Regions from separate parts of the Homo sapiens genome. Here region 2 is linked to region 1. A link is a contact called in ENCODE Hi-C or POLR2A ChIA-PET data. All regions are on one chromosome and are shown on one strand. Each heading gives the region's core, a stretch centred on a gene start or an enhancer-like site at or near the end of the contact. The rest is flanking DNA. Distances are from core to core; before and after follow the strand shown. Region 1 overlaps CD28 (CD28 molecule). Region 2 has its middle 53 kb from the start of CD28.

Region 1 (5,299 bases), core at 798-3,297:
GCCAGGCCACCAGCTAAGGTTATCAGAGCCATAGACTGTTGAGTCCCCCTTTCTTCTCAGGGAGCACGGTTTGTCTCACAGTTTCCTGAGCAACCACCGGGTTGTCTTGTGGGGGAGCCTACCCCTTACAGAGCCTGAAAAGGAGCCAGTGGTCAGATGGTCACGTGTTGAAGGGCATCCTGGGCCTGAACAGGAAATATACTCAGAGGAAAGTTACAGTAACTTAACTAGCTCTGTGGTCAGGAGGGAGGTGCTCTTCTATGCCAGGGAAATCAGCATCACCTTCACAGTGTGCTCACAAATATCACAGGGCAAAATGGCTGAAAGTAGAAGCTTTCATTGTTTTTGGTTCCTACCTAACATGTGAAATTCTGTTCAGTCCGAATTTTTAAAAGGAAACAAGATAATTAGAATCTTACAACCTGATTTTTCAACTGCAAAAGAAAGTCAGACTATGATGTGCATAAATGGAACCTGATAAAGTTCTTAAAGATTCTGGAGGAAAATCACATTTTGCTAATTAATCATGTATTCCAGCTCTCTAACTGCTTCTTTAGCTTCCCAGTACGTTTTATTTCTCTATGGTGCTACGATAAAGAAAAGGAAAAACTATGACAAACAAATGTAATTCACAAAAGCCCTGAAGTTAAGGATTTTCCTAGTGAAGTTCAGACTGAAATGTGATTTCATGTGTTGACTCATGTCTATGTTCAATCCCTTTTGTATACTTGGGTAAGCTAGAATGGAAGATCTCAATGGTATAATTATTACTTGTGCATCAGAAATAATTTATAAGATTATTTGATGTGATCATACTGTCTGTAAGCCTTATCTGGGATCCATCTATGACCTTCAGGAAATCTTCAAAATTGTAAGCAAAATGTTTTGTATATGTGCATTAGAGGCAAAAAATTTGGAAATGTATTTTTTTCTAGATATGAGCATGAAATAAATTCAGTCTTGCTGAATGAACAAAGTTGTTTTTCTGTCCATTTATGATTTAAAACATTACTCCTAGATGTCTAAATAAATAAATTACATCTTAGCTCTTCCATTATTTGTGTGACCTTGTTTGAAAAGTCATTTACTTCTTCTCTTTTTTTCCCCCCAATAGCCTCTTCTTTAAAATAAGGAATTGGCATAGATCATCTCCAAGTTCCCTTCCAGTTGAGTGTGGTTTTTTGCAGGATAAGACTCTAATAAAATAGTGGGGAAAATGAAATGTATTTTGTTCTGGTCCTCTTCCCATTCCATTCACTCCCCTACTTAATGGTAATCTCCTCCCTAACCCTCACTCCAGACATCTGGTACCATCCTCCCTATCAAGTCCAACTTTGAGAGGATCTAGAACCAATCACTGCAATTGTGTTGAAATTTTGATGCAACATGGCAGAAGGAAATGAACAATAGATTAGAAGTCATAAGTTATGAGCTTAAATTTCAAGGATCACTTATGTTTCCTGTAACCTTGGACAACTCATCTACCTCTTTGACCTCAGTTTCCCCATGTGTAAGATGGGCATAAAGATGACTGTCCTGCCTATTTACTTCACAGTTGAATATAGAGTTCAGATGAGATAAGAGACAGCATTTTATAGCCCTGTGAATGTAAGCCATAGATACTAAATTAAGCCAATGTGTTTCCCATATTGCATTTTGGGCTTCATTTTCTTTGGAAATCTAAGCATTAACTGAGCTGGTGGGAGGGTCCTTTTAAGGTCAGGGTTCTTTGATGCTGGGAGCCACACCTTAGAGGTGGTTACCACCCCACCTATGCAGAGGGTTGACCTCATTACTAAATATGGTAATTGACCCGTTTATAATAGGTGTAAACGGCAAGAGTTGTTTTTTTTTGTAACCAAGCTTCCCCACCACCCACTGCCATTCTCATGGAAGTTCAAGCAACTTTCAATTTTCCTGAAGTCGGCTGTTTCACAAGATTCACAGATTATCTGTGGGAAATCTTTTAGCTCTCAGTACCTTGCTCACAAGCAGCAGATAAGTACCTTCTCACCTCCAATCTCACTCTTCATGTTGCCTGTTGTTAAGCAGGAGCTGTGAGGGAAAGAGGTTTGAGGTTAGTGCTTCCTGTCTCCACACCTTTAGCTGGTTTAGCTGCTAGGAAAGGCTTTGAAAAGCAAAGCACTAAATTCACCTTCAAAACAACTTGTCAATTCAGTTAGAGAAATGTCAGTCAGACCAATCTTTTGATAACGTAAGCAAAGAAAATGGATGGGTTGACAATGTTTCTTTTAACCTAGTAGGTTTGACCTAGGTAGACCTTACCTGAACACTCACAAGAAGTAAAATCAAATATTCACAGGGAAAGGGCTGGGTCTCCTGATACCCAAGTAGCCTAAGAAGAATGCCTTCCACTCCTAGCATGAACTGGAAAGCAAAAAGAAATCAAACACAAGTTAGGACGAGGGAGCTACATATTTGGGTTTCTTCTGAGTCTAGATATGTCCTTACATTTGTAATATGTCCTTACATTATTTGAAGTACTGTGGATTTTCAGAAACTCAGAGACCGAAAATACATATCAAAGCCAAATGTCATCTGATATTCTGATTATCAGCTACTTTGATTTCTCCATGTTTTTACTTCATAGAGCAAGGGGTGTGCATTTTTACACATGCCCCATTTTAAAAGAAAATAAGAGAAATCAGAATTATTGTGTTTACTCAAAGTCACAATGATCACACATATTCAGTATCACTTAGAGTCACTGGTTATCTTTTTCTAGCACCAAAAGTAAATTTCTCTCATTTACTGTCTTGCAAAGCATATAGAGATTTTGAGGTCCTGTGAGATAGTTTCCTATTTAGGCTTCTCTGAATTATTGACATGAACCAAGGTGGGACCAAATGCTATGAGGATATAAATATTGAGAAACGAGATTTTATCAGCCAACCTTGAACTCAGCTTGAACTCTAAACTAGGAGGCTGTTAGCTACATGTTAACACATAGTAAGCAAACGATTTCAAGCACAGTATCTGTGTTTGAGAGCCAGCTAATTTAAAAATGATCTATGTTGACAAAGAAGAGGGAGGAAAGTAAACATGAGCAATAAATTGGATGGCTTTTCCTCAAATGGCCTTATCGAAAACAAATAGTTTTCAAGCTCTTTTCCAGCAAAATCTTAGCACTTTTCTGCATAAAAGCCTTCAGTAGATCTTCATCACCTTCAGAAGAGAGCCCAAGCTCTCTAATGGAGTGAACTATGCTTGCTCTGACAATCTTGTCTTTTGTAACTCATGGCCCAGCAAAAAGAAGGTAGCTGTAATTCCCCAAGTCGGCCACACTCTTACCCTCCTCATCTCCCTTGCCCAGACTACTCTTTTTCTCTCTTTGTCTTATCCTCCCCACAGTCCCCTAACTCACCCCAGCCCAAACACACACTCTCCCACCTCACCCCAGTCCCCAACACAAAGACACGTCTTAGCCAGGCTAACTTTTACTTAGTAAAAGTTGGTCAAATCCATGTATGCATACTCCTTCAGGACTCAGGTCAGCCGTCATCTCCTGAGATCCTTAGCTGGTTTCCCTGTTGCCCCCGGAAGTTTTGTGCAGATCACTGTGTCACTATGTTTAAAGTAGGGTCTATTTATATCTTTCTTCCCCATCAGATCATGAGCTGCCGTAGGACGGGAATTGAGTGGCATTCATTTTTGGGAAATCAATTCTTCTCTCCCATGTGCATCTTAGGAACATGTCACACCCTGAGTTAGACAGGACATATTCAGCAAACCACTGGACTCTAGATGCCACAGCTTTTCTTCCTTCCTCTCTCTCCCTTCCCTCTCTCCACCTCACTGTGTGTGCTGGGAGAGGGAGTCAAACTGGGGAGCCATCTGGGGTTTCTCTCCAGCCCACCCACACTCCCTTTTTTTGTCTCCACAAAGAAGTCCTATTCTCATTCCCATCTTTTTCTTTAAATCAGCTCACAAAGGCAGATCAGGAAGAATTTGAATGTGCATTAAAACAGAATCCAAATAATTAGCAATAGAAACACAATTCCCAGGGCGGTGAGCAAGCAGAATACAAATGCCTAACCTGCACTCACTCTCTGAAAAGGAGGAGAGATGCAGGCATTGCTTGCTGGAGTTGGTTGCTCTTCCAATTAGAACTGACCTAATGACTCCTTCTAAGTAAAAAAAGGAAACAAACAAAATAAATCAAAAACAAAAAAACAAATTGGATGTTTGTATTAAGACAGGTCGAACTTTTTGATTCTTTGCATGTTTATTTTTCAGTGCTTTTGCAAAATATTTGTGGAACAAATAATAGGTGAAGTTAAAGTTGTTGACACAGGTTTCCAAAAAGGATTTAATGAGATGGTAGTCAAACCTAGCTGCTGATAACAACAATACAGCCGAATCACCATCTTTCACTCCACAATTATTTTATGAGAGTCTATTAGTCATACTGTGTTATGTAAAGAAGCATAACATGTGGTCCTTTCTGTCAAGAGACTTGGAAACCAGGGGCCTAAGGGAAATGCACATGAATCCAAAGCTAAGCAAATTGAAGCATGTGAAACAAGAGTTGTTTAAAAGGTAGAACTCAAATGTCAAGTGAGCGATACAGATAGTAATCATTTTGAGACCTGAGAAGGGAGTGGTGCTCTGTGCCAAGGAGTTAGTAGACAAGGCATGGAGGTAGGAATGCTCACAGTCTGTTCTTGGGATGTTGGCTTAAATGGTCTAATTAGGAGGGCTTCGGTTTGAGGAAATGAGGTTGGAAAAACCTGTGGAGGCCGATTTGAGGATAAGAAGTTAGTTTTCCTCTGTTAGGCCACTGGTTCTCAAATTTGACTGCCATCTAGAATTACTAGAGAAACTTAAAAAATATGAATGGATGCCTGGGTCCTATACCTAGAGATTCTGATTTAATTGGCCTTGGAAAACCAAAGGCTTTTAGATTTTTCCAGGTGATTCTAAATATGTTGTCAGGTGAATTCCACTAGGCCATAGTGGCTTTCAACCCAATTGAATATTAGAATCAAGTGGGGGAACTTTTAAGATAATATGAAAGACAATCCACAGAATGAGAGAAAACATTTACAAATCACATATCTGATAAGAAACTTGTATCAAGGCTGAGGCAGGCAGATCATCTGAGGTCAGGAGTTTGAGACCAGCCTGGCCCACATGGAGAAACCCCATCTCTACTAAAAATATAAAAATTAGCTGGGGGTGGTGGTGGTCACCTCCAATTCCAGCTACTCGGGAGGCTGAGGCAGGAGGATTGCTTGATTCTGGGTGGCAGAGGCTGCAGTGAGCCAAGATCATGCCA
Region 2 (4,786 bases), core at 836-3,335, 39 kb after region 1:
TGTTAGCCAGGATGGTCTCGATCTCCTGACCTTGTGATCTGCCCACCTTGGCCTCCCAAAGTGCCAGGATTACAGGCATGAGCCACCGTGCATGGCCACAATGTTGTAATATTCTGTGTACTTACTATTACCAGTGAGTTTTGTACCTTCAGATGATTTTTTATTGCACATTAATGTTCTTTTCTTTCAGATTAAAAACTCCCTTTAGCATTTCTTATAGGACAGTTCTGATGTTGATGAAGTCCCTCAGCTTTTGTTTGTCTGGAAAAGTCTTTATTTCTCCACCATGTTTGAAGGATATTTCCACCAGATATACTATTCTAGGATAAAAGTTTTTTTCTTTCAGCATTTTAAATATGTCATGCCACTCTATCCTGGCCTGTATGTTTTACACTGAAGAGTCTGCTGCCAGACATATTGAAGCTCCATTATATGCAATTTATTTCTTGCTGCTTTTGGGATACTTTCTTTATCCTTGACCTTTGGGAGTTTGATTATTAAATGTCTTGAAATAGTCTCATTTGGGTTAAATCTGCTTGGTGTTCTATAATCCTCTTGTACTTGAATATTGATATATTTCTCTAGGTTTGGAAAGTTCTCTTTTTTTTTTATCCCTTTGAATAAATTTTCTACTCCAATCTCTATCTCTATCTCTTCTTTAAGGCCAATAACTCTTAGATTTGCCCTTCCAAAGCTGTTTTCTAGATCTTGTAGGTGTGCTTCATTCTGTTTTCTCCTCTCACTGTGTATTTTCAAGTAGCCTATCTTCAAGCTCATGAATTCTTTCTTCTGCTTGATCAATTCTGCTGTTGAAAGACTGATGCATTCCTTAATATGTCAACTGTATTTTTCAGCTCCAGAATTTCTACTGGATTTTTTTTTTTTTTTGAGACGGAGTCTTGCTCTGTGGCCCCAGGCTGGAGTGCAGTGGCGCAATCTCGGCTCACTGCAAGCTTCGCCTCCCGGGTTCATGCCATTCTCCTGTCTCAGCCTCCTCAGTAGCTGGGATTACATGTGCCTGCCACCACGCCCAGCTAATTTTTTTGTATTTTTTAGTAGAGACGGGGTTTCACCATGTTAGCCAGGATGGTCTCGATCTCCTGACCTCGTGATCCACCCGCCTTGACCTCCCAAAGTGCTGGGATTACAGGCGTGAGCCACCACGCCTGGCCTGGATTTTTAAAAATTATTTCAATCTCCTTGTTAAATTTATCTGATAGGATTTTGAATTCCTTCTTTATGTTTTCATGAATTTCACTGAGCTTCCCCAAAACACATATTTTGAATTATCTATCTGAAAGGTCACATATTTCTGTCACTCCGGGATTGGTCCACTGGTGCCTGATTTAGTTGATTTGGAGTGGTCATGTTTTCTTGGATGGTCTTGATGCTTGTGGAAATTTATCATTGTTTGGGCATTGAGGAGTTCGGTATTTATTGTAGTTTTCACAGTCTGGGCTTGTTTGTACCTGTCCTTTTTGGGAAGGCTTTCCAAGTATTCAAAGAAAATTGAGTGTTGTGATTTAAATCTTTGATCACTATAACCATACCTGCATTAGCAGGCACCATAAGCCCAGTAATGCCGTGACTCTTGCAGATTCATACAGGTACCATCTTGGTGGCCTTAGATAAGATCCAGGAGAATCCCTAGATTACCAGGCAGAGATTCTTGTTCTCTTCCCTTACTTTCCCCTAAACAAATGAAGTCCCATTGTCCATGCTGAGCTTCCTGGAATTGGGGGAGGGGTGGCACAAGCACCGTTGTGGCCATCAGCACTGGGCTACACTGAGTCAGACTCAAAGTGTAGCACAGCACACTGAGTCTTACGCAAGGCCTGCAGTGACTACTGCCTGGCTACTGCAAATGTTCACTCAAGGCCAAGGGCTCTTCAGTCAGCAGGTGGTGAATCCATCCAGGCTTGTGTCTTTTTCTTCAGGGAGGTGAGCTTCCCCTGGCCCAGGGCAGGTCCAGAAATGCCATCGGGCAGCCAGGGCCTGGAGTCAGGAACCTGAGGAATGTACTTGGTGCTCTATCCTCCTGCAGCTGAGCTGACACCCAAGCCACAAGATAAAGTCTTTCCCACTCTTCCTTTTCCTTTCCTTATGCAGAAGGAGTTTCTCTCCCTGTCCACCACTGCCCTAGGCCCATGACAAATACTGTCAGGCTATGGCTGAAGTTCACACAAAGCCCAAGGGCTTTTCAGTCAGCTTGTGGTGAGTGCTGCCATGCTTGGGTCTCTCCTTTCAGGGCAGTGGGCTCCCCTCTAGCCTGGGGCAGGTCTAGAAATGCCTTCCAGGAACCAAGGCCTGGAATCTGGGACCCCAAGAGCCTGCTCAGTGCTCTACCCTACTGTAGCTGAGCTGGTCCCCAAGCTGCAAAACAAAGTCCCCTTTAATTTTCCCTCTCCTTTCCTCGAGCAGAAGGAGTCTCTCCCTGAGGCCACCACAGCTTGGAATGCACTGAGTCACAGCAGAAGCCAGCATGGCTCTGAGTCTCACCCAAGGCCTGTGGCAAGTACTGCCTGGCTACCACTGATATTTATTCAAGGCCAAAGGGCTCTTTAGTCAGCAGGTGATTAATCCTGCCAGGACTGGGTCCTTTCCTTCAAGGCAGCAGGTTCCCTTCTGGACCTAAATGTGTCTAGAAATGTTTTTCAGGAGCTAGTGCCTGGAATGGGGGCCTCAGGACTCTGCCTGGTGCCCTAACCTACTGTGGGTGAGTTGGTATCCAAGTTGCAAGAAAAGGTCCTCTTCACGCTCCCCACTCCTCTCCTCAAACAGAAGGAAGGAGCCTCTCCTGGAGCTGCGAGCTGTGCTGCCTTGGGCTGGGGAGGGGTGATGCAAACACTCTCTTGGCTGCTCTGGCTGGTGTCTCACTATGTCGCATGCCCCCCAAGTCCACTGGTTTCAAGCCACATGGCATCAGTAGTTGCTTAGGAATTACAGTCCTTGTGGCCTAGACTACCTTTCAAGTTTATTTAGGACCCCAGAGTACTTTAGCCTGAAGTGGTGGGGCTTGCTGGAACTCAGGTTCTGACCACTGGGATGGGCAATTCTCCTCTGGCTAGGGTTGGTCTAGATGCTCCCTCTGTGGGTTCTGGCTGAATTCTGCCCTGTGTTGCTTTCTGCTGTGGCAGGACAGTACTGAGTTCCAACGTAAAGTCCTGCAATCACTGCACTCTTTCTCCTCCAAGCACACACATTTTCTCTCTGCTGCTGCCAGGCTATGGGGGAGGGGTGATGTCAGTGATTCAAGACAGTCTTTATTACCTTCTTCAGTGTCCCTTTCCTTGATATGATGTTAAAACCATGCACTGTGAAGGAATGTGTATTTTTGAATCCATTCTCATGTTGAATCAATCCACAGAAAGATACACAAATCTAACGTCATTTCTGTTCAAACAAACAAAAAAATTCAGTTAGTTGTTGTGCATCTGTGATGTCAAACATCAACGAGACACTTGGATATAATGTTTGTGAATTTGTTTTCAGTCTTGAAAGCCTTCTGTGTAGAAGAGAGATAAGTGAGTTTCATTTTATGAGGCCCAGAGGTATAGAATAAAGACCAATGACTTGATTTCTCAGGAGAACCAAATTAAAACAGTTGAAGCTCCTCTCTGTTTCATTCCAAAATGGCAAGAGATGTATGTTGAAAGCAAGAATAAAGGGCTTTGGTTGGGCTCAAGAGGCGTCATCTGTTTAAAATATGGCAATAGTGCGTATTGTCCTCAAATTCCTTACCCCAGGTCAAAGTGTTAGGGAAAGAGGCCTGGTCTACTAATGGGTACATGGTTCCCAAAGGTATTCCCCTATCTAACATCAGGGCCTTGGTTAACAACACATTTCTTCTAAAAGGGACAGAAACAACTTCTTAACTCCACTTCCAAACTTCCTAAGAGAGCAGTGTGGGGAAATGATGATTCCTTGCTTTAATTTATACTGCCTATTTCCCTTCCACCTACACAGGAAAGGCAGGAGAGTGCAGTAGAACTGGCACTTCCTTCTTACATAGTAGGATGAAGTAATTGAAGTAAGATGAAGTAGGATGAAGAGTTGACTATATGCCTTGGACATCTCTTACGTATCACTGCAAATCTCAACCTTGCCTGTCTCTTTTTGCTCCTTCTATTGAGGCAAGCAGCTTCATGCAGTTTCAACCTGACAGTACCTCATCTCAGACGCCCTCTGAATGCTGCTCACCTGCTCTGGAGCTTCTGAGCTGATACCTTTGTGTAGATTCCTTAGAAACACAGTTGGTGCCCACATATGCTTGGCAGATTAGATTATGACTTTCAATCTTCATTCCCTCCCTGTAATAGAATTATACATTGAAACTCATTGTCAAGTGTTTTTATTTTTAGTACCTCCCAGTGGAAGAGATGGAGATTTTATCTCTGCCTCCTTGACTTTGGGTTTGGCTATATGACTTTGGCCAATGGAATATGGAGTGCATGGGATGCAGGCAGAAGCTGTAAATGTCTGTGTTGTTTGACTTGGTCTCATGTTTCTGCCATTCACCATGAGAAAGCATGGACCAGGAAGTTTCTGGTCCAAAGAGAAGATACATATGGAGTAGAATTGAACCCAACCCACTCACAGACTGGAATGGAGCATGGCCAGCTGACCTACAGACCCAGGAGTGAAAAATTGACATTTGTTTTGTAAGCTTATAAAATTTGGGGTTATTTGTTATGTAGTATTGTTGCATTAATAGGTGGTGATACGGTTTGGATCTGTGTCCCTGCCCAAATCTCATGTCAAATTGTAATCCCCAGTGTTGGAGGAG

Evidence for each region. Hi-C counts contacts between places; a loop is a spot of excess contacts on that map. ChIA-PET counts read pairs that join two places held with the same protein, here RNA polymerase II (POLR2A). Pooled maps may share reads with other maps.
Region 2: a map of CD4-positive, alpha-beta T cell shows a loop between it and region 1 (2.6-fold over the local background). The contact joins two enhancer-like sites. A Hi-C loop is called at or near these places in 3 of 168 maps with a recorded cell type or tissue (CD4-positive, alpha-beta T cell and CD8-positive, alpha-beta T cell) and 10 of 50 pooled maps. POLR2A ChIA-PET finds 5 or more read pairs at or near these places in 15 of 52 experiments (CD4-positive, alpha-beta T cell, CD4-positive, alpha-beta memory T cell, CD8-positive, alpha-beta T cell and 9 more).

What each region holds. Positions count from the first base shown.
Region 1 is chr2:203,718,149-203,723,447 of GRCh38, forward strand. All of the region lies in intron 1 of CD28 (CD28 molecule), which reads left to right. Among named protein-coding and RNA genes, the nearest start is that of CD28, 14 kb to the left of the region's middle. Within about 2 kb of position 2,048, at least 4 of the 41 ENCODE cell types and tissues checked have a DNase peak (open chromatin) inside an H3K27ac peak, as active enhancers do.
Region 2 is chr2:203,757,351-203,762,136 of GRCh38, forward strand. No RefSeq gene overlaps it. Among named protein-coding and RNA genes, the nearest start is that of CD28, 53 kb to the left of the region's middle. Within about 2 kb of position 2,086, at least 3 of the 41 ENCODE cell types and tissues checked have a DNase peak (open chromatin) inside an H3K27ac peak, as active enhancers do.